Regions from separate parts of the Homo sapiens genome. Here all the other regions are linked to region 3. A link is a loop called in an ENCODE intact Hi-C map of the cell type or tissue named here. Cell type or tissue: gastrocnemius medialis. All regions are shown on one strand. Region 1 has its middle 160 kb from the start of LRIG1. Region 2 has its middle 240 kb from the start of KBTBD8. Region 3 overlaps LRIG1 (leucine rich repeats and immunoglobulin like domains 1).

Region 1 (8,000 bases), 260 kb after region 3:
AAAGACTTAGTGCAAAAGAGAATGTAAAGCACTTAATTACCGGTATAGCTGAATGTTCGAGTCCCCCCCAAAATTCACTTGTTGAAACCTAACCCCCAGTGTGATGGTATTAGGAGGTGGGCCTTTGGGAGGTGATTAGGTCATCAGGATGGAGCTCTCATGTATGGGATTAGTATCTTTGTTAAAGAAATTCCAGAGAGTTTCTGTGCCCTTCTGCCACTTATGAACCAAGAATCTGTCCCTCACCAGATACCCCTGCCAGTGCCTTGATCTTAGACTTCCAGCCTACGGAGCTATCAGAAATAAATTTTTGTGATTCATAAGCCACCTGCGTTATGCCATTTAGTTATAGGAGCCTGAATGAGTTAAAATAATTATTAATTTTTAAAACTGATTACACATTGAAATGAAAATATTTTGAGTTAAGTAAAATGTATTATTACAATTAATTTTATCTGCTTGCTTTCTTCTAAATGTAGCTACAGAGAATAAACATATGTAGTTTACGACTATAGCCACATTATATCTCTTTGGAACATCACTGGCCAAGACAATGAAGGAATAGAAAAGACTTACGGTATAGACAATTAATCTAGCTGAAAACATAGTCAGTCTGAGCAAGGTTTCTTGCTCCTAAAATTAGAAAAGAACTCCTGGACTGGGTGAGGAGGGTCAAAGGCATAACGTGAGAGCTAAGACGCAGGTTCATTCTTGTGACCTGCATGACCCTTAACTCTCTAGCCTTATCCCTGGAGAGGAGATGGCGTTTTCCCCAGATAAGGTTTTGGGATCAGAGGGAAAGGTACTTGTGCCTCCTGTGCCAGGCAGAGTTCTGATGAGGCAGCAAGATTCCAGAAGAGAGGACTGTATGGTCATCCCAGCAAACCAGGCCTTAACAGCGTCATTACATTTCCCACGCTGCAGGAGAAGAATTTCTACACATCCCCAGAGTGGCACAGACATAGCAGAGCAACTACTAGATTTATAGAAGCTTTGGCTGGGCATGGTGGCTCATGCCCGTAATCCCAGCACTTTGGGAGGCCGAGGCGGGCGGATCACCTGAGGTCAGGAGTTCAAGACCAGCCTGACCAACATGGAGAAACCCCGTCTCTACTAAAAATACAAAATTAGCTGGGCATGGTGGCACATGCCTGTAATCCTAGCTACTCTGGAGGCTGAGGCAGGAGAATCACTGGAACCTGGGAGGCCGAGGTTGCGGTGAGCCAAGATTGAGCCATTGCACTCCAGCCTGGGCAACAAGAGCAAAACTCCACCTCAAAAAAAAAAAAAAAAAAGAAGCTTCGCAGATAGGATCAGGGGCTGACTCAGCAGAAATCTGAACAGACTGACAACCTAAGAAGATAAAGGATGATGGGAGTCTCTGTGCAAATTGCCTTAGGTCAAATTCCCTAGAAACAGAGCCCAAGATGGGGATTCTTGTGAAAGTGACTGCTTGAGGTAGTGTACGCAGGAGAAACCTGAAAGAGAGGAAAGCAAACAGAATAGGGCAGGGGAAGAAATTAGGCAGAGACATGGCTTCAGGAGTAAAGCAGCCTCTGCCTGATCCCATGGAGAACCCTGCAGTGTGAAGTTGCATCACAGAATTTGTTCCATCTTGAGGCACGAAGGCCGAGCTTTAATGCTGCTCCGTCCATCATTAGTTACAGAGGGACCTGAAGGGGCCTTTTTCATCATCTTCCAGGCTTTTCTAAGAGAAGTGGCTCCACTCAGCGGAGGACAATACTCCTGAGAATGATGCAGACCTTCAGCAGCCAGGGGATGAGAGCAGGAGTCTGGGGAAAGAGGACTGTGCTGAGCACCCACAGCATCTGCCACATGGAGAGGATTCAGCGGGAGAGTACATGAACCCCCTTCCATTGCCTTGGCACAACGGAAGTCTCATCCTTGGCATTGAGCAACAACTCTCGGGAAAGAGGGAAGATCCTAAGTCAGTAGAAATTAATTTTTTCCCATCTTTGTTGATAGGAGACTTGATATAGTACTTAAGGCAAAGAATTGAAAAATAAAATTTTATTTCTTACATACCTGAATTATAGATTGAGATTCACTCTTTATTATACAGCAAGCTAAATAAAGTTGGGTACAAGATGTATATGAGAAAAAAAGAATGTCCAATGGCAAATATATATGATTTTCTTATAAAGTAAAAACACACTGGGCACAGTGGCCCATGCCTGTAATCCCAGTGCCTTGGGAAGCTGAGAAGGAAGTGTGGCTTGAGGCTAGGAGTTCGAGACCAGCCTGGGCAACACAGTGAGATCCTATCTCTAAAAAAAAAAATTGTAAAAATTAGCCAGTTGTGGTGGCATGTGCGTTTAGTCCCAGCTACTTGGGAGGCTGAGGCAGGAGGATTGCTTGAGCCCAGTAGTTCAAGGTTGCAGTGAACTATGATCACGCCACTGCACTCTAGCCTGGGTGACAGAGAGAGACCCTGTCTCGAAAAAAAAAGAAAAGAAAATTTAAAAAAAGTGAAAACAAAAAGAACAAGATTTATAAATCTTTTCCAGTATGGGCTATTGGTAATTCTGGTGAGAAATATTTACACATTCTAGTGGTTACATGATGCAATGTCCAGGTGGATATTAAATGGACTGTGACGAACCTGGAATGATGGTACTGACACTGTAAATATCTCATTAACAGATTGCCCCAACCTGTAAAAAAGAAAGCTTTTACTGACTTATTCATGTGGTCACCGTATTTGCTAGAGAATTTTACACACATTTAGATGTGTTTAATTCAAGGGAAAAGCAATCATCCGGACTAGAGGAAGTTGCCAATAGCTCACGGGACTAAAATTTTTCATGTGTGTCGTTTAACATGGGTCCACGTAACAGGTTTTTCCTATCTGTATTTGACAGATTAATTAAATCAATTCCAGTTTACATTTTTTATCCTATTCTAATTTAGAAACCATCAGCTAAGACTTAGAAAGCTCAAAAAAAAAATCAAAAACAATAAAAGGCCAAACTCCTAAGTGTATGTAAAGAAAATACAAATTTGGCAGGGCGTGGTGGCTCAAGCCTGTAATCCCAGCACTTTGGGAGGCCGAGGTGGGCAGCTCACAAGGTCAGGAGTTTGAGACCAGCCTGACTAACATGGTAAAACCCAGCCTCTACTAAAAACATACAAAAATTAGCCAGGCATGGTGGCGTGCGCCTGTAATCCCAGCTACTCGGGAGGCTGAGGTAGGAGAATTGCTTGAATCCAGGAGGTGGAGTTTGCAGTGAGCTGAGATCACGCCACTGCACTTCAGCCTGGGCAACAGAGCAAGACTCCGTCTCAAAATAAACAAACAAACAAACAAATTTGCCAAATGTTTGCCAGCACCAAGGGTACTGGTAAGTTCTTCTTTCCATTTCCCTTCCAAATGCTGCTGCTCATTATACTACTTTTCCCTTAATTTGATTTAGAACTCATATGCAGTCTGTACTATGATGTTCTTGACTACTTGCTGTACAATTTATCTTATTCTATCAGGTCATTCGCTTACTTAACTCAATGAATATCTCTTGGGTATCTACCACATGCCAGGTGCTGTGCTAGGCAGCAAGGATCCAATGGTGTACAAAACAGGTCCTGCTCTGGTCTTCATGAAACTTATAATAGGTACTTGGTCATCAACTGGGCTAACAGAAGACATCAGATCTATATATTTAACCTGGTTTCTTTCTGTCTGTGTGTGTGTGTGTGTGTGGTTTTTTCTGAGACAGCATCTCTCTCTGTTGTCCAGGCTGGAGTGTAGTGGCATGGCCATGGCCCACTGTAGCCTCAACTTCCTGGGCTCAAGTGATCCTCCCACCTTAGTACCCTGAGTAGTTGCGCACCACCATGCCTGGTAATTTAATTTTTTTTTTTTTTTTTGTAGAGACAGGGTCTCACTATGTTGCCCAGGTTGTTCTCAAACTCCTGGTCTCAAGTGATGCTCCTGCCTCAGCCTCCCAAACTGTGGGCATTACAAGCATGAGCCATCATGCCTGGCCTCTGGTGGTTTTTGTTCAAAGTAATATTTGTAGCTAGTCACAGAAACATTGACTAATATCTACTGTTCATCAAGGGAAGGTACGTAGGGCTGTAAAGATGTCCTCACCATTTCATCCTCATAATAACCCACTTATTCCCAGTACACAGAGGAGGGAATTTGACTCCAAGCCCACACAGCAGACCAGGCCCTAACTTCTCTCTCTTTTTTTTTTTTTTTTTGTTTTTTTTTGCTTTTCCCCTTGAAATTATTTAGTGGATTGTGCGTATTATCACATCAGTCCTATTCCTTCTGGTTTAAAATCTCCTCTGTTTCTTGGTGGTAATTTTCACCATCTGCTCCGACATCCCCTTGATCTTGATGTCACATTGGAAGAGAACTGATAAATCAGTGCCTGCAAGGACCTATGATGGTACCAAACAGAGAGAGAGTAGAGTCTGTCAATGAAAATCTTTCAGAACTAAAAGTCTGCATCTCTGACAAAGGGCTTTCAGGTGCTGCAGCAAAGATGGTTTTTCGTAAGTAAATTTGCTCCTTCTTCCTTAGCAATGGAACACTCATTCTTTAGCTGAGATCATGACCCTCATGGATGACATCTCTTAGTTTCCTTTGCAGCTAAGGTGACCATGTGATTAAGGTTTGGCTAACGGTATGCAAGAAGAGCGGTCTGTGCAACCGCCAGGAACTATGCCCTGAAAGAAAGGTGATGTGTCTTTTTATAGCTGTTCCTTTTGGCTAGAACACAGACATGAAGGCTGGGGCTCAAGCGGCCAGATTGGAAGTAGTGTGCTGATGATAGTGGAGCAGGAACTTGGAAGGAGATTGTATCTGATGATCAGGGAGCACCTTACCGGCCCTGGACTGCTTACCTTTGGACTTTGTGTAAGAGAGAAATCAACTTCAATCTAGGTTTTGTGACTTTAGGTTTTGTATTACTAGCAGCCTAATTTAATCCTAATGAAACAGGCACTATAACAGGAAATAAGAATATCAGCCAGTGACTTTCCTGGTATACTTGAGTCAGGGAATTACTGGTTCTGCCTGCTTATGATGCTTATCCATATACTGTCCTTAAGCCAGAATGAAACTTGACTAGGAAACTGGGCTTATGAATGATCAGAATGTATTCCAGCAATTGTATTTCAGGTGGCAAAACCCCTGCTTCTGGAAAGTCCTGGGAGAGTCACCTGCCCCTCAGTCTGGCCTTGGTATAACTTTCCCCTTGGGAAGCACATGTCTGTGAAAGCAGCTATTGCCTCTATCACCCCAGCCTCTAGAGTCACTTACCTAGCCCGGAGGAGTTACAAACTACCGTAATTGTCTCATATACAAAATGACTTTGTAAAAAGAAGCCCAGAAAACAGAGAACAAAGAACAGGATCAGAGCTTCAGTTTGAAAATATTGCTACAGAATGGATTTGGGCTGGGGGTGGAAAATTGGGAGCAGGGAGAAAAATTAGGAAGGTAATGAGATAATCCAGGAGACAAATGTTGAGTGCTGGAGCTAACGCATTGGGAGTAGAAATGTAAAGGAAGCAACAGCTTAATTAGAATTGTTGTGGGCATGAGATTACATAGTGATTATTCATAAAGGGAAAAGAGGGCAAAAAAATGAGAGCCAGTAAAAGAGATGGAGAAGGTAAAACTATAGGGGTAGGAGGAAAAGCAAGAGGGTGGGCATCACAGAACAGGGTACGTTTTAAAGAAGGGAGTGGTCAACAGAGTCCAAAGTACTAAAGAGGTCAAGAAGGATAAGGAGAAATTATATCAACTGGCTTCTATTGGTTTTGGCAATATGGTGGCCATTGGAAACTCCATCCTGAGCAGATCTGCTAAACTAATGTGCATGGAAGCCAGATTGCAGTTGACTGAGGGATTAAGACCTTTCTCCATCCTAGAATAAAGGAAGGAGTGGGATGAAGGGTCATTTCTTTGGGATTACAGGAACTGCTAACACAGACATCAGGTGAAAGCAATTCTTACAAGAATCTTGGTTTGATATCTTAGAACACTTTCAATTCATACTGATGTTGTCTTTGGCTCACTGGAAATGGTATGAATAAAAAAACTTCAGCATTTTGACTGACCTCAACTTTTTGGATGTTTTGACTACTACCCAGTCAGTTGGGCCAAAATCAACTAAGAAATTATGCACATGGGTGTGATAGTTAAATACAAAATGTTTACTGTCTGTCCCAAGAGATAGTAAGGAAAAGTTCTGTTAATTAGGTCCTGTGTACATTTCCATTATCATGGCTAATTACCTGTTTTATTCAATGATATACTTTGTTAATTACCACTAGTGCTCTTGGTTCTCAGCCTATTTTAAACATCTTACAATGCTTTCTTTATCTTCTAGGTGTAATTACCAGCCTAGCTTTTGTTTGTATTAAGAAGGCAAGATACATGGAACACGATGTGCAAATTACAGAAGCTACCCCGTCTTTGCGCTTTAAATTGAGAAATGTGGTCAGAAACTGGTCACATTTTAGAGTTAGAGGTGAAGTTATTAAGGTTATTTTGTGCAGCAGTTCTCACCCCAGGAGCAGACAAAAGATTTCTTGGTGGAACATGGGAATTTTATTCTATAAGACAGAATCAGATGTTACTATCAAATACATTTCTATACTACTACTACAGTTTTGATCCTCAAAACTTTTCATGTGTGGCCACTATGACAACAAAATGTCTATAACATTGTGTTTCTCAGAAAAAAGTAGACTTTTGATTTCTATCACAAGTTCCAGGTTGTTGAAAGAGTGATTGATGGTTTATGAGATATTTGAGGCATTATCTGCATTTTACAAGGGGAAAAACTAAAGTCCATCTGGAGGACAAAGGACCTTCACAGAACTGCCAGTTGTGGAAACAGCAAAGTTAGAACTGAAATTCCTCCCTTTTCTTTCCACTAACCTGAACCCCACACAGTCCATGCTGAAAAGGGAGGATAGGTGAGGTTCTGGGGTCACACAGACCTTGCTTTGAAGCCTGGGTCCCTCCCCTCTAAATCTCACTTGCCTCATCTGGAGAATGGGAAGGACAGTAGTTGCCACAGTACTGGGATTGTTTTGATGATTAAATGAAAAAACGTATGGGCAGTTCTCACCTTGTGCTTGGCACATGGTGATTTCCCAACAAACATCAGCTGGCTTTAACAACACAGACCCAGAGCTGGCTGTGGCTTTGCTGGGTGCCCCAACTCCAGAAAAAAGTCTAGCATCCCTGTAAATGGAAATGTGATCAGTCTTCACCAGATTGGCATCTATTTGCTCTTTAGACACTTGCTGATGGTCAGTTTCAATTTAGACCCAGCAATGGCAATATTCAAACATCAAAAGCATGTGGGTAAAAACATACTCCTTTTTTGTTGTTTTCCACATATGTGTATCTAAATAAATTAATTGGTTGGCCACCACCATATAGGGTCCTATGACTATCTGAGGCCAAATCTATTGAGGCCAGAGGGTAGAGCAATAAGGAGTATTGAACTTCCATCATATTTCCTGAATACTCTGTGATCTACTAGAACTTTGGGAAAATTACTTGACTTCTCTGTGCCTTTGCTTCCTCATCTATACAGTGGAGGTAAAAGAGTACCTACCTCTTGGGTTATTGTGAGAATAAAATAAGATGCTGCACATAAAGTGCATAGCCAAAGACAGCACATCGTATGTCCTCAATTACTGAGCCATTAGCATTGTTTCTGTCTCCTCTGCAACCACGACCATCTCATTGTAGAGCTTGGTTCTAATCAGGATCAGGATATACAAATGTCATATGCAATTTGTAGAATGCTGCGGGTTTGATATTTGCATTGTTAGTTGTGTGTTTGAATTCTGTCCTCCAGATATGGTCTTACAAATTTTATTTATCCAAAAAATATGCAGTGATGATCTTTATTGAGCCTTTGAAATCTACTTTAAATGCTGCTGTATACTATATACAGCAGTCCTAAACTTCCAAAAGTAAAATACATCTTCTTGACAATGGGCAATGC
Region 2 (8,000 bases), 350 kb after region 3:
GTAAATTATTATTTAATACTTAGAATTATACAAATAATGGCTATTAATCATAATGATAGTAAGAATTGATATGTTTCAGTAATGTTTGACTTTTTACTATAAGTGTGCATTACTTTTGTAAGACAGAAAATGCTAATGATCAGTTTTAAAAAATAGTTTATACAGTTAGTTATAGTTGACCCTTGAACCACATGGGGGTTGGGGTCCCAGCCCACCCTGTAGTCAAAAATCCAAGTACAACTTTTGACTACCCTAAAAACTTAACTAGCCTTCTGTTGACTGGAAGCCTTACTGATATCAGAAACAATTAACATATATTTTGTATGTTATATGTATCATATAGTGTATTCTTACAATAAATAAGCTAGCCAAAAGAAAATGCTATTAAGAAAATCATAAGGAAGAGAAAATATATTTACTATTCATTAAGTGGAAGTGGATCATCAAAAGTCTTTATCTTCCTTGCTTTCATGTTGAGGAGGAAGTAGAAGAGTTCGTCTTGCTGTCTTAGGGGTAGCAGAGGTGGAAGAAAATCCACACGTAAGGGGACCCACGCAGCTCAAACCTGTTTTCTTCAAAGGTCAACTATATTTTCACAACTGTGATGGTTAACCTCATGTGTCAACTTGGCTAGGCTATGGTGCCCAGCTGTTCGGTCAAACATCCATCTAGATGTTGCCGTGAAGGTATATGTCAGATGTGATAAGAAATTAAATCAGTAGATTTAAATCTACATTGAGTAAAGCAAACTACCATCCATAATGTAAGTGGGCCTCCAACAATCAATTATTTGAAGGTCTTAGGAGAAAAGACTGAGATTCTCCGAGAAACAAGGAATTTTGCTTCTAGATTGCTTTCAAACACAGGACTGCCATAACAACTCTTCCTAGAATTTTGAGCCTGTCCCACAGATTTCAGCATTGCCAGTTCCCACTGTTACATGAGCTAATTCCTTAAATTTCTCTCTCACTCTCTTTACACACACACACACACACACACACACACACCCCATACAACCACATCCTACTGGTTCTGTTTCTCTGGAGATCTCTAATAGAACAACCAATTACAAGTGCTAAAAAAAATGCTAAGTTCTTCACTGAATTTGCCCTTCACTCCAAGTTAGACAGGATCACCAATATTATTCCCCTTTTTTGGGTGAGAAACTTGAGGCCTACAAAAGCCAAGTGCCTTACCCATAGCCAAAAAAAATTGTTCATAGCACAATTGAGGTACGAACCCTTAGGGCAGCTGATTCTAGTTCCTGTAGAACTGGTAACGTGGTACCACAATCACCTTCCAGCTCATTAATATCTAGCTCCAGGTAACTCTGGGGGCATCAATGGCCAAGTGTTATGAGGTGGGCTTCCTAAGGAAGGCTCCTGTACATCTTCTGAGAGCATCCCACTCATACGCAGGTGTAACCTATATATCCTCTCTCCTTTCTCTTGAAACCTGGCCTCTGGATGTTCTTCATCTACTCTCTATCGTTATTCTGGACTCTCTAAGAAGTGGATGGGTGGCTGGACTCTCTAAGAAGTGGATCACGCCTGTAATCCCAGCACTTTGGGAGGCCGAGGCGGGCATCATGAGGTCAGGAGATCGAGATCATCCTGGCTAACATGGTAAAACCCCATCTCTACTAAAAAAATACAAAAAAAATTAGCTGGGCGTGGTGGTGGGTGCCTGTAGTCCCAGCTACTCGGGAGGCTGAGGCAGAAGAATGGCGTGAACCTGGGAGGTGGAGCTTGCAGTGAGCCGAGATTGCGCCACTGCACTCCAGCCTGGGCGACAGAGCAAGACTCCGTCTCAAAAAAAAAAAAAAAAAAAAAAAAGAAGTGGATTGGTGATGTGTTTAGGCCTCCAGCAAAACTGGCTACTTAAGAGGGAAAATGAGAATACAGGCAAATTTTGTGTTTATACATGCACATACACACATACACATAATTTTTCTCTCACTTTGTCTGTAAGGTAAAGGAGTAGGGAAACCATAGTCTTGTAGCGTGAAAGGTTCTTAATGCCTACCTACTACTGTGCCATCTTGCTTAGGAACACATTATTTTCCTCTAGGTTACTATAGAACAGTCTATGTTGTGCAAAGAAATCACAAACAGGCATGTGTCACAACTCAGTCATAACACATCCCTCTGGTTTTCTGGAGCTGTTAGATCTAGCTCCATTTCCTTCCTCTGTCCTTACCTTACTTCAAGGTCAAACAGTCTGGGTTAGAGCGCTTGGTGACAGAGTAAGAAAGAACCGTGTTTGAGGTGGACTTGGGTTTTAGTCTCAAATTCAGCATCTACTCCAAGGCATTTGTCCTCCATTATATTTCAGATCTGAAGGTCATTTCACAGTTTCTGAACATCGTCACACAAATTCGTGTTTGAAATTCACAAGATAGTAAAGTTAAGGTAAAGATTATTTTCTCCAATATGTATTATTGTCTTCAATACGTATTACTCTAAGATTATTTCTCCAATATGCTAAGATTCAAAGAGATAAAGTGGTCTTGACAAACAGCACAGCTAGGGGAGTGGCAGTCGATGTCCGAGGATTCTAAATCCAAGGCTTTCCCTTCGACACCACATTGTGTCTTTCAATCAACAAATGCTTTTTCTAAAAAACATCTAACATGTGCTTGATACAGCGATGAACAAAGCCGACAGTTCCTGCTCTCCTGGAGCTTACATTCTACCGGGGTCACTTTCTGAATGAGTTACATCAGTGGTTCTTTTTTTTTTTTTTTTTTTTTTTTTTTTTTTGACAGGGTCTGGCTCTATCGCCCAGGCTGTAGTGCAGTGGCATAATCTTGGTTCACTGCAACCTCTGCTTACTGGGCTCAAGCCATCCTCTTACTTCAGCCTCCTGAGTAGCTGGGACTACAGGCACACACCACCATGCCCAACTAATGTTTTGGTATGTTTTGTAGAGATGGGGTCTCACTATGTTGCCCAGGCTGGTCTCAAACTCGTGAGCTCAAGCGATCTGCCTGCCTTGGCCTTCCAAAGTGCTGGGATTTCAGGAATAAGCCACCACACTCAGCCAGTGGTTCTTAACTAGGGGTGATTCTGCACCCTAGAAGACACATGGAATGTCTGGAGGCATTTTTGGTTGTCACAGTGGGAGGGGAGGTGCTACTGGCATCCAATGGGTGGAGGGCAAGAATGCCACTGAAAATCTTACAATCCACAGGACAGTCCCATTCAACAAAGAATTATCCAACCCCAAATGTCAACAGTGCTGAGGCTGAGGAATTCTGAAGTGAATCAACGATTCTCTTCAATCTACGTATAAAGAATAGAATCTAAAATTCAGTTTAAAGTAAGAAACACCAAATATACATGATGTTGGTTCTGTCATGTAGAAACTGTATGGTGAATTGAAATAGGAAGTTGAAGAGATTTCTCCAAAGGAAAAGTTTTAAAAACACTAATTCAGGCAATGTGAAAGAAGATTTGTCCAGCTACAAGCGAGACTGATAAATTGCTGTAATAACAACAATACGCTACTTGTAAATACTGTTTTCACGTTATTGTGGCCTCTGAATTTCCCAGTAGTCCAGTCAAGGAAAATGAGAACCACATACTCAGATAACTAAAGACCTGCTCTTTGCATGAAATTAAAACATCACCATTGCATATTCCGGGAACCGACTTTTTTTTTTCTCACTTTGTGGCCCAGGCTGGAGTGCAGTAGTATGATCTCGGCTCACTGCAACCTCCACCTCCTGGATTCAAGAGATTCTCCCACCTCAACCTCCAGAGCAGCTGGGATTACAGGTGTGAACCACTGCACCTGACTAATTTTTTTGTATTTTTAGTAGAGGTAGGGTTTCCCCATTGGGGCCTGATTTTTTAACTTAAATGTCTAACTTCTGCAAAAGCAAGGAATCCTTGCAGGTAAAAAAAAAAAAAAAAATAATACAAGTCTTAGTAAGACAGTGGGATAGCTAATTCTAGAGTTTTCTTTTCCAAGCCGAGAGAGTAAAGTGGAAGTGAGGTTACTGTCCTGAGCCTTGCAACTATGACCCTCAGGGCTATCTGGTTACCCGAGGTGGCACTGTTTACCAGGGCTTGGAGCAACAGCTTTCTCAGGCCTTGACAGATAGAAAATGGCTTGTCCAATTGAGTCTTCCCTTCTTTTTGGTAGTAACGAGCCAGGCTTTTCCTTAAACACAAATTTTTGGACGCTAATCAACTCTCATGGAAAGAATGAACAGGAAATTGAATAATAATAAGCTAACCAGTAGCTAGGAATAAGTTTTAACATTATATTTGCACCCATAAACATGTGTGACCTTAGACAAGTTATTTTGGCCCTCAATTTCCTCATATGTAAAATGAGAAGGGTGGATTAGATGTCTTATGAAATCCTATGAATCACAAGTTGAGAAAATAAATGATGCTCGTTGCGATTAAGAAGTGTTCACGATGATTCCATTCTCCTCTTCTTGCTCCGTCTCTCTCTTCTGCTTGATTTTCAATACAAAGTTTTGCTTTGTTTTGAGACAGGGTCTCACTCTGTTGCCCAGGCTGGAATGCAGCATTGCGATCTCGGCTCACTGCAACCTCCACCTCCCAGGTTCAAGCAATTCTCCTGCCTCAGCCTCCTGAGTGGCTGGGATTACAGGTGCATGCCATCATGCCCAGATGATTTTTGTATATTTAGTAGAGACAGGGGTTCACCATGTTGTCCAGGCTGGTCGTGAACTCCCGACCTCAGGTGATCTGCCCACCTCGGCCTCCCAAAGTGCTGGGATTACAAGCATGAGCCACTGCGCCCGGCCAATATAAAGTTTTAAATAAAATAAACAGAATGCCATTTTTTTTCTGAAAAAAAGTGAACTGATAACACTAGGCTGCATGAGCTCTTATCTTGGAGTCAAGTGCTAAAAATCTAAATCAGCAATAAAAATACATAAATAAAAAGCTGGGAGTTTACAGAGCAAGGGCAGAGGTTGTGCCCCTGTCTGATTTTACTCTGCTTGTGGTCAAGGTTGCCTTTTGTTACAAGTGAGCCCAATTACAATCTCTGGAGGGCCCTGCGCAACCCACTTATTGTGATTAAAAGGTCACTTGAAGCCCTGTCTGAGTTGTTTATCTTACCAAAGGTGGTAGAGGTTGCAGTTAAATGTACAGGTATTCTCAGGATCTGGAATCTTTATTTTCTTTGGGTGTTTGTGTTTTGGGGGCTGGTGGCTAGGTTGATCCTGTCAGTTTAGGAGGGTGTGTGTGTTTGGCACAGGCCTCAAATCAAAACCAGCAACTTTGGTTTACAGACTTTCAATCTGCAAAGTTTTTCTGAAGACACTCAGCTTTCCAATTTATCCTAAGTTCTAGGGGGATTCCAATAAATGACTAGCAAATCCAAGAGCGATGCTGTCACTCTCTCCGGTGAAGACGATGACAGGGCCCTCCTTGGTTGTCTGGCAACCTGATGACTTCCCTTGGCCCTGAAACTCTCCCACCAACTTGAATGAAAGAGGTAACTTTCGGGAAATCCTTGGACCCTGGGTCTGTTGCACCCCAGCTGGCTTCCAGAGCCTTGGTTTTCATACCTCACTGTGGTCTGGGAAATTCCTCAGAAAAATTTGTTAAGACAATGTTTTTATCAGTGGATCGTATCAGAAAGTAGGCAATTTTCATTTCAGGGATGAACAAGACAAATGGAGCGTTCCTTACCCACGGCAGGAATAAAATATGCAACTTATTATCCAGTAATAAGGCTCAGATTAGAAAAATTGGTTATTATTTTATGGCCCTTAATGAACCAGGTCAAGCAAACTCGATGCTCCCAAGTAACCCTGAAACCAGGTGGTTCTAGCTCTTTAGGCTCCCTTCCCAAAAATCTGTACAGCAGCTTCCTGGAGCTGGCTGGAAGGAGTTGAGACTGTTGGAATTTGGCCTGGGTCTGTAAGTCTTTAGCTAACAGGGGCCTAATTCAACACTTCTTCAAAAAATCAAAAAGACAACGAGTGTACTTTTAAATCACCCTGAGGTTTGCAATCTTTTTGATGTCTTACTCTCTCTGCAGAAGAAGACCTCCATTTTTCTTATCATCTGCAGCACCTCTCTAGGTGAGCTATAGAATGTGTCGTGCCTTAAAAAAAAGTCTCATTGTCTGAGCCTCTCATACTTGTCTTTCAGCATGCTGATTTGCTCTGGCTACACTTCTGGAAACTGGCAGCCTTAGGGAGGATTTTGTGACCAGTATTATGATTTTGTTGTGAGCTTGCCAGTCCTCTTCTGATTCCGGTTGAGTCAGTCTTGTTGAGTCTTGATGCTTATTCTCTCTTTGTTTACTCCACAGGAGATTTCATCACAGTGCCTCCGGCAATGGACTGCATACAATTTTCTGTATAGATGATGGGACTCGATCTTAAAATGTATTCCAAGTATTGGGCAATCCCTTTTCAACCTCCTTCCCAAATAGTACTTTTTAAAAATTATTATACTTTAAGTTCTGGGATACATGGGCAGAACGTGCAGGTTTGTTACATAGGTATACATGTGCTATGGTGGTTTGTTGCACCCTTCAATCAGTCATCTAGATTAGGTATTTCTCCTAATGCTATCCCTCCCCTAGCCTCCCACCCCCTGACAGGCCCCACTGTGTGATGTTCCCCTCCCTGTGTCCACGTGTTCTCATTGTTCAACTCCCACTTATGAGTGAGAACATGCAGTGTTTGGTTTTCTGTTCCTGTGTTACTTTGCTGAGAATCATGGTTTCCAGCTTCATCTATGTCCCTACAAAGGATATGAACTCATCCTTTTTTATGGCTGCATAGAATTCCATGGTGTGTATGTGCCACATTTTCTTTATCCAGTCTATCATTGATGGGCATTTGGGTTGGTTCCAAGTCTTTGCTATTGTGAATAGTGCTGCAATAAACATACATGTGCATGTGTCTTTATAGTAGAATGATTTATAATCCTCTGGGTATAAACCCAGTAATGGGATTGCTGGGTCAAATGGTATTTCTGGTTCTAGATCCTTCAGAAATTGCCACACTGTCTTCAACAATGGTTCAACTAATTTACACTCCCACCAACAGTGTAAAAGCGTTCCTATTTCTCTACATCCTTTCCAGCATCTGTTGTTTCCTGACTTTTTAATGATCATCATTCTAACTGGCATGAGATGGTATCTCATTGTGGTTTTGATTTGCATTTTTCTAATCACCAGTGACGATTAGCTTTTTTTTTCATGTTTGTTGGCTGCATAAAGGTATTCTTTTCAGAAGTGTCAGTTCATATCCTTTGCCCATTTTTTGATGGGGTTGTTTTTTTTCTTGTAAATTTGTTTAATTTTCTTGTCGATTCTGGATATTAGCCCTTTGTCAGATGGATAAATTGCAAAACTTTTCTCTCATTCGGTAGGTTGCCTGTTCACTCTGATGATAGTTTCTTGTGCTGTGCAGAAGCTCTTTAGTTTAATTAGATCCCATTTGTCAATTTTGGCTTTTGTTGCCATTGCTTTTGGTGTTTTAGTCATGAAGTCTTTGCCCATGCCTATGTCCTGAATGATACTGCCTATGTTTTCTTCTAGGGTTTTTATGGTTTTAGGTCTTACATTTAAGTCTTTAATCCATCTTGAGTTAATTTTTGTATAAGGTGTAAGGAAGGGATCCAGCTTCAGTTTTCTGCATATGGCTAGCCAGTTTTCCCAGCACCATTTATTAAATAGGGAATCCTTTCTCTATTGCTTGTTTTCGTCAGGTTTGTCAAAGATTAGATGGTTGTAGATGTCTGGCGTTATTTCTGAGGCCTCTGTTCTGTTCCAATAGTCTACATATCTGTTTTGGTACCAGTACCATGCTGTTTTGGTTACTGTAGCCTTGTAGTATAGTTTGAAGTCAGGTAGCATGATGCCTCCAGCTTTGTTCTTTTTGCTTAGGATTATTTTGGCTATATGGGCTCTTTTTTGGTTCCATATGAGATTTAAAGTAATTTTTTCTAATTCTGTGAAGAAAGTCAAAGGTAGCTTGATGGGGATAGAGT
Region 3 (8,000 bases):
TAGGTAGACGGAGTAGTATCCTGAACCCCAAGTGCCCGTGACACAGTGCCAATCCTCCTCCGGTCGTGCCAATCTCACCTCATCTCTACCTCTAGCCACTGCCCGTTCTCAAACCCAGCAGGAGTTTATGGAATCCAAATCATAGGCATCATACCATTTTCTTTATCCAAGAAGAAAATGATTCATTTTTTTCTTTTGCCACATAACCATGATAGCATCACACTTAAATAAGTGATTGCATATATTTAATCATATTAAGGAATTCTTGTTTATTTATTGTCCCAGCTTCCCCACTTGGATGCATGTCTTTCTCTCTCACCCTTTTTCAAACATACACAGAGTCTCCAGCCCCAAGATGCTGACTCAGTGGCTGGGTGGGGTGAGGCTTCGATTTTAACAAGTTCCCAGGAGTCTCAGGACCAGCTCACTACAAACAACATTATGTGAGTGAGGAAAGCAGGGGCTTGGGCTGACCTCTTGGGGCTCAGGTGGAAGAGCTGAGCCTAGTCCAGCAGGGGGACAAAGGAGAAAGCACCAGGGCACAGAGGGCGGGCACTCAGGAAGGCAGTGGCGGACTCATGCAGCACTGGAAGCCCAGGCGACCCAGGGCCAGGCACACCTCACGGGCCTTCTGTATTGAGACAGAGCCTCCTGGAAGCCATGACACCCAGGAAACGGCTCCAGGTTCCTCCGGACTGACACGCCCCACGAGGAACCTGGCAGTGCTGCCCACTCTCACCACCCTCACCCTTCAATCGGTTATGGCCGAGGTCAGGGAGGCTTATGCTGAGTGGTGGCGCCAGTGCTGAACACCTCAGCAGCCACATCCCAGGCCTGGAGCTCTTCTTGCTAAGAAGGCCTCTGCCCCACCCCACTTGGTACTTCTGGCTCTTCCCAGGTTTGCCCCGTATGGGATAAAAAGGGGTCACGTATGGGTTAAAGGCTGGGGAAAATCAGCATTGTTTTAGGGACAATAAGGAGAAGAATCACTGATAAGCATCTCCGACATGCTGCTGGAGTACAGGACGCTCAAGAAGTACCTTCTTCAGACAGCCAACAGAGCTTATTCCTAAGCAGGACCCTTGTATATAAAAGGTGCAAAAAGCCACGCTTTTCAAAACAAATCAGAAGCATCTACTATATAAAAAGACTCTCCCTACCACAGGCTCTCCTCTATCATCGAGCTCCACTAGGGCTTTCCAAATATTTACTTGACACTCGCACTCTGCTGAGCTCCCCGTCACTGGGGACGGGCTGGGGGAATCGAGCGGCAGCCGTCCTCTCTGTCTTGCCCTCCTCCAGTCTTCCCTCCGAGCTGCTAGTAAACAGTAATAATGACTCTCGTCCCCTTCCTGCACGGTCCTTGGGTGGCATCTGCAGAAAGTGCTGGTTACACGCAGAGAAAACAGGGCGGGCCAAGGGGAAGGGAACGTGGGCTTTGGAGCCAAACAAGCAAATCCTGAGCCTGCCACTTGCCAGCCGTGTAGTTTTGGGCGAAATCCCCTCACTTCTCTTTCCTCAACTAATAAAGAGGTTGCCTAACAGAGCCTGCCCTCATGAGATCATTAGGTACAACACACACAGGTGCTTGGCAGATTAACTGGCAAAATCTAGGAGCTAGCTAGGAAAAAAAAGAAAAAGACCCCAAACCATACATTCAAAATAGCTGCTACTACGACCCTTGGAAATGACGTGGTTATTTGAGATGATGGTTAATGACGAAAGTACTGACAGGAGCCCCACCGCCCTCACACCTTACTGACCTTTACACAACTTTGAGAAACCCAGTAACAGGGCAAGACTCCTTTGTACAAAGGGCAACAGCAAATTCAGCAGTTTTCATGTGAGTTGTGAGTGAAGCCCAAGAGAAGCTCCACCAGCCGCCAAACGCCGGGTTGCCAGCCCCCAAGAACCCAACACCCAGGCCATCAAGGAGTGGGGTGTCCCCCACCCTCTTCTTCAAACTCTTCTCCACAAACAAAACAAGCTCTGCCCCAAACAAAAGCCAGCTCCTCTTCCGCCTGGGCCCAGAGCAGAGAGGCGCGGGGGGCGCCACAGAAACATCTCCCACCCAAGTGTGTCCCGCGCATTTGCCGGCGGAGCTCCGTGCGGCGGATACTCACAGCTTGCTGAGGCTGTCGAGCCCTGAGAAGGCGCCGCTCGTGTCCTCTATTGTGCCCGAAATCTCGTTATGGTCCAGATCCCTGGGGAGAGGACAGAAAGCAGCTCACCGAGCAGTCGGGGCGTGAAGGGAAAGCAAACTCTCACCCAGCCTGCTGCTCGGAAGCTGAAGTCCCCTGGGTGCATGCACCCTGGAGGCACAGCCGGGACGTAGGGTGAAGAGACACGTGGCCCTGGGAGGGAAGCCCTGTTTCTCAGCCTTCCAACCAAGATGACACATGCCTTAGACAAGAAACTTCCCTGGGCTCCACCTGCCTCCCTGTCTGCGGAGGCCACACTCAAGGGAAGGGAGGTGGTGCAGACAGCCCAGTCTGTATTCTGCCCCGAGAGAGCGGACATCTGGCCCCAGCACTGAGAATCAACCCAAAAGGTTCCTTAAGGCTCCCGTCTGCTCTCATACCAACCAGAGTCCCTTTTCTGGACATGACCGAGAAACTGCAGAAAGCACATGGAAGAAAGAGACCCGGCACAGGGCCGGCCCGTGGGCGCCTCCGTACCAGCCAGTGGGTCTGGAGCCCGGAGCCCATCTCCTCCCAAGGCCTGCAGGGCGCTGACTCTGAGCCAGGGAGGACATCTGGGTGCTGAGTCAGACTTGTGACCCACTCGCCAGGATCAGAGGGATGAGGCCAACTCAGCCCAGGCCCCTCCAACAATGCAAATCCCATGGCCGATGACTCAATGGCTTCCCAGCTTCCAGGAGCAGGTCACAGTGCCCAGGCGAGACATCACACCTGGAGACCAGGCCCCCATCCTGCCCTCTCCAACTTTCCACAAGGTTCTTGGTTCTTAAATTTTCCCCCCGAGCCCTTGCAGACACAGGCCAGGGAGAGAAAAGGAACTCTTGTCTCCTGTGAGAAGCTGCAGCAGGAATCAATGCTGCCAGCAGAGAGGGCAGCTCTGACTGAAGAGTGAAATGCTGGCGGTGACCTTTCTTGTCACAGCAGGAAGGTCAAATAGTGGAGATTCTGCTGCTGGAAGGGACTTCTCCTCTCAATGGGTTCCTTCCTATCATCTGCATACTGAAAAAACCAGGAACCAGGGACCCGGGGCTGTGGCTTTGTGTGCCTGTCTCTCTGCTCCTAGCCCTGGCTGCCAAAGTTTTTCTCTCCTTTCTGGCCCGCTCAGTCTGAATGTTCCCAGCCTTGTTATTTGGGCCTTGTATGGGCTCACAGGCTGACCTGGCCTGAATAGCTTGGCTCCGGCCTCTTTCACACTCCCTGGCAATGGCTCCACATTAAAGCCGGCTCTGCCAGGTGCAAGTGCAAAGGCCTCCCTCCCTGTCACACTGGAACAGATCCCTCTCTGTGCAGTGGATTACGCCTGAGAAGGAGACCCTAGAACCCGCCACCACTGTCCTCTGAAACCTGCATGCCCCTCTCTGGGGGTTTTATGCTGACAGCTGCTTGGAAGTTCTATGAAGCCAACCATGGAAAAGTTTTATACAAGCCTCAGAAAAGCATCCTGCAGCCACTTTTGCCAACCCCATCTAATTAGGGACTTCAAGGGAAATGGCATTAGCACCTCCACTTTGTTAACTGACCCCCGACGAGGTACAAGGAGAGACACAGGATTCCCTAAGTGCTGCTTTTGGAAAGGAGGCATCTTGGTACAGGTTATGCTGAAGAAGTTCAAATGCTCAGACGAGAGATGCACTGCAGTATTCCCATGGTTTAGAGAAAAAATATTCAGGACTTGGAAGTTGCAGCTGAAGACTCAAGATGGGAAAGACTGACCCACGGCTGCCGAACTGGAGGCTGCACCAGGCGCTCAGCGTGGGGAAGCTTTTTCCAACACTAGGAGCCAGCATCCTGTCCAGCACAACGTGGGCATCACTGCTTGAGAACAACTACTTTTTAGGAGCTGCCATCCCTCTCTAGGCACCATCCTGGGGAAATGAGAGATTTTTCTGCTTAACCAGTTCTTTTTCAGTTGATTACATAAAAGTTTGAGACTCTGCACATAGAGCAAGCCAGCTTTGGATCCAATTCTGACTCGAAGCCAACGCAAATGGAGTTCAACAAAGCAGATGGTTTGCTCTATTCTGCTCTCCCCACTGGGGACCCCTTTATCCTGTCAGTAGTGGGAGACGTACAAGACTCGCAGGCTCCTGAGTCCCTTGAAGGCACCCTCCGCAATGTGGCTGATGGAATTGTGGCTGAGACGCAGGACACTCAGGCTGCTCAGCTCGGCCAGGCTCTCCTCGTCCAGCCGTGTCAGGTTGTTGAAGGACAGGACCCTGAGGAAAGGGAGGGCAGCAATGTCACCATCTAGTGTGGTTGCCCCCCAACCCCACCCCACCGGAAATTGGGCCACAGTCAGCTGGGTTTCAGTGGGAAATGACACAGATGCACACGCACGCGCGTGCGTGCACACACACACCCACACCCACAGAATCCTGGGGGTAAAAGTGGCCATGCAGCTAGAAACTCATCAGTGCCCAACACACTAGTCTGACTCGTAGAATGGGTGCATAGGTCACAGGGGCCAGGGTGGCTGTTAAACTGTGAAGACTACACACGAGGTCATGACACACAACAACTCTCAAGCTCCAGCGCCTTCATGCTGTCCAAGGCAGCTCCTGATTCAGGCTACAAAAGACCTCTCTCATAGCAGAAGCCTGGGATTCTGGAGATGACCCCGCAGCAAGCCAGGGAGCCCCAGTCACACTCCCTGCATCTGCCAGCAGAGGGCACCACTAGCCCCTGCGTGGGACAACCACACCTGTGCCTCATGCCTTAGTGGGGCAACTCCCCCAGGGCAGGAGGCTCCTGCTCAGGCCTCCCTGCCCCCATCCACGTGGACCTCAGAGCATGATCCCCTACTGCAGGCGGTAAAAGCACATGCTTTGCCCGAACCTCAGAATCAAAGCTTCCTCCCAGCACTCCTGCACCTCTGGGTTGCTTACGTGACATATTGGTCATCTATCGTTGAAAAATTGGGGCTGGGGCAGGGATAGGAAGATGGAAAATAAACTCAGAGAAGATTAATGAGCTTTTAAAGGCAGCTAGGAGCAGCATTCTTTCCCTCCTGGACAAATAAGTCAGGGTGTCTGTCAGTTAAACAGACCTGGCAGGAGATCAAAATTATATCCTCACCTGCAATTAAAGAATTTAGCTTAAAGGAGGGGTGGGAAACACATGCTGGGAAGCAATCCCAAATCTGCCTCTGAGGTTACCTGGATATGGTGCAAACTGCTAGGACTGCTCAAGCGCACTTCTGTGATCTTTGCTGCCCCTTCTAGAGGGCATGGAAGAGGGCTTCATGCCTTCCACCAGCTAGAGAGGGGATCCCGGACCCCGCAGAAGACAGCATGCCATCCCTGGGGCCACGATACACTGGTGAGTCAGAGGATGGCCCCTCACTTTAAGAATTGGACTGGCTCAGGCTTCGGGGACTTAAAAGACCTCTCTTGCTTCCCACACCTCCCGGCCCTGACCAACAAAACCAGGAGTCCCCTGGTGGGGTCACAGCTTGACTACAGAGCCTGAAAGGAGCCATCCAGCACCACATGGAATGCACAACTGCAGGCCCTGAAGCGTAGGAAGCTGAAACCAAAGGGTTAACACTCACAGAATCCAAGAAAAGTTAGGAAAGAGGCAGGACCACTGTGTTTTGCATTAGATAATGATGGAGTCACCAAAATATAAACTCCAAGTCAGTGTGTGTGTGTGTGTGTGTGTGTGTGTGTGTGTGTGTGTGTGTGTGTGGTGGGGGGAGGGGGGGAGGAGGAGGGAAGGAAGGACAGGGAGAGAGAGGAGAACACAGAAGACCAGACACAAACACCAGCTGCAAGAATCCACATTAGATTCACGCATCCCCTTGAGTTTGCCTGGTGAGGTCAAGAGAGAGACAGGACAGACTGAGGCTTGGCACTCTTAACAATCATTCACTTCAGTGGGTGAATTTTTTCCAACAGCCAAGCCTAGAAAAGGAAGAAAAAAACAAAACAAAACAAAAAAACCCACCCAACTCTTGTGAAAAATAAAGAAACACAGTAGACTAAACTGGAGCATATCAAATGGAAAGAACAGTGAAAACACAAACTATAGACTTGTAAAGATGTTCTCTGAGTCCTTAGGAATGCTGCGTTCACTGTCCAGTAACCCCACCCTGACATGATGGGGTGGCCAGGGCCACTGCCCATCGCTACCCAGGCGACAGTCTGTCACTACTAATCTCAGAACTTTGGGCAAGACAAGCTCAGTTCTCAGTCTCAACCTGGGACCCCTGTCTGGAAATCTCCAAAAGGAGCAAGAGGACCACACCACACATCTCTGAACTAAGCACGCACACGACTGCACAGGAGCCTCTGCCAGCAGGCCACTGCGGTGCAAAACAGAGAAAGGGAAGGGGCCAAGAACCTGGGCAGCTCATCTACAGGAAGGAAGGTGGCGACTCCGAGGACACAAATTCATCCACAGTCAGCGTTTCACTGTCTCTGTTTGAGCCCAAATGACCCCCTCACTGAAGAAGCACATGCTATTTGGTGTGGCCATTAACACACAGTCACTCTCAAAATGGCTCCTGTGAGCACTCTGCCATAGCTGCCCTTCCCCAGGAACTTTCTACCCCTGGAACTGTCTCCAAACCCAACAGGACCTTGGGGGCCAAGGCTCCCTGCAGGGACCTAGCTGCTACTCCTGGAGCCCCTGCTAATCCAAATGCAGAGGAAGTGAAGGGGAGATGAGGAAGGGACTGGGGCTCAAATCGCTGAGGGTTCCACCCTGGGCCTGGCTGGTTTGGGAACAGGGCTACTGGCCTGTCTCTGAGCCCTCCCCGAGGCCACTGTGTGGTGGAACGAACCAGGCCTAGCACTTTCACCTCCAAGCAGTGTCTAAAAACACTGCCACAGCCCAGAGCCGAGGACACTTACAACTCATGCAGCTTCTGGCAGAAGCTCCAGCCCTTGCGGTGAATGCGAGCGATGGAATTGTTGCTGAGGTGGAGCTGATGCAGGGCCGTGAGGCCGTAGAGCGAGCCGCTGTTCACTTCTACCAGGCTGTTGTACTCCAGGTGCCTGCAATGACAGCCATGCACAGGATGAAGAGGAGCTTTCACTCCCTTCACTGGACAGACAGCAAATGAGCAGCCACGCTGTACCTGACACTGCGGTCACACCAAGGCTAGAACAGTGCACGACAGAACTGTGGAGTCTAGTCGCACACATGTGCATGTGAGTAGGGGCTGGGAGAAGACAGGCAAATCAAAATGGATGACAGCACATGCCAAGGCCGACTCGAGTGTTCATAGGGCAAGAGGGAGCTTCCTAGAAGTGACTTTTTTGGCTGAGTAAAAGTGAACCAGGGCTGGGTGTGGCGGCTTATGCCCATCCAGTACTTGGGGAGGCCGAAGAAGGAGGATCGCTTGAGCTCGGGAGTTCGAGACCAGCAAGGGCAATATAGCGAAACCCCATCTCTACCAAAAACAAAACAAAAAGTGACCCAGGCCAACAAACGGGCACAGGAGTTCCAGGCAAGGGCAAAGCCCATTAAAGGAATAGAAAGGAGAGCGAATAGGAGGCGGCTCTTATTATCACCCGCATCTCACACATGAGGAATGTGCTGCTGAGAGAAGCCAGGTAACCTGTCTAAGACTTTACACAGCTTAGCCAGTAGGGAAGGGGCTAGAATTAATTCAACCCTGGGTCTGCCTACCAAAGGCTGGACTCTGTGCCACTGTGCTAGGAGACCCGCTTTAGCTCTGGCGTCAGACTACCTGGATTTAAATCCTAATTTTGCAGCTTGCTGGCTGAATAAACCTGCACATCTACTAACATGGAGATATCCAAGAGCACTGACTCCATGGGGTCACTATAAGAA

What was found. Hi-C counts contacts between places; a loop is a spot of excess contacts. Peaks named below come from ENCODE experiments on the same cell type or tissue, not always from the same donor. Only the 100,000 strongest peaks of a DNase experiment are listed, where the experiment ranks them.
Region 1: it touches region 3 in a loop (4-fold over the local background); 4 of 110 quality-filtered maps call a loop at or near these places.
Region 2: a loop joins it to region 3, with 4 times the contacts of the local background. A loop is called at or near these places in 3 of 110 quality-filtered maps.

Annotation. Positions count from the first base shown.
Region 1 is chr3:66,660,456-66,668,455 of GRCh38, forward strand. No RefSeq gene overlaps it. Among named protein-coding and RNA genes, the nearest start is that of LRIG1, 160 kb to the left of the region's middle. In gastrocnemius medialis, no CTCF peak of the experiment used is centred here; a DNase peak (open chromatin) is centred at 4,746; H3K27ac peaks cover 1,490 bases.
Region 2 is chr3:66,757,228-66,765,227 of GRCh38, forward strand. No RefSeq gene overlaps it. Among named protein-coding and RNA genes, the nearest start is that of KBTBD8, 240 kb to the right of the region's middle. In gastrocnemius medialis, no CTCF peak of the experiment used is centred here; DNase peaks (open chromatin) are centred at 4,064 and 6,244; H3K27ac peaks cover 3,889 bases.
Region 3 is chr3:66,403,075-66,411,074 of GRCh38, forward strand. LRIG1 (leucine rich repeats and immunoglobulin like domains 1) reads right to left here. Exons shown (of 19, transcript NM_015541.3): 7 at 7,055-7,198; 8 at 4,274-4,417; 9 at 2,124-2,204. Among named protein-coding and RNA genes, the nearest start is that of LRIG1, 94 kb to the right of the region's middle. In gastrocnemius medialis, CTCF peaks have their summits at 4,865 (motif pointing right) and 5,085; DNase peaks (open chromatin) are centred at 2,797, 3,343 and 4,917; H3K27ac peaks cover 6,385 bases.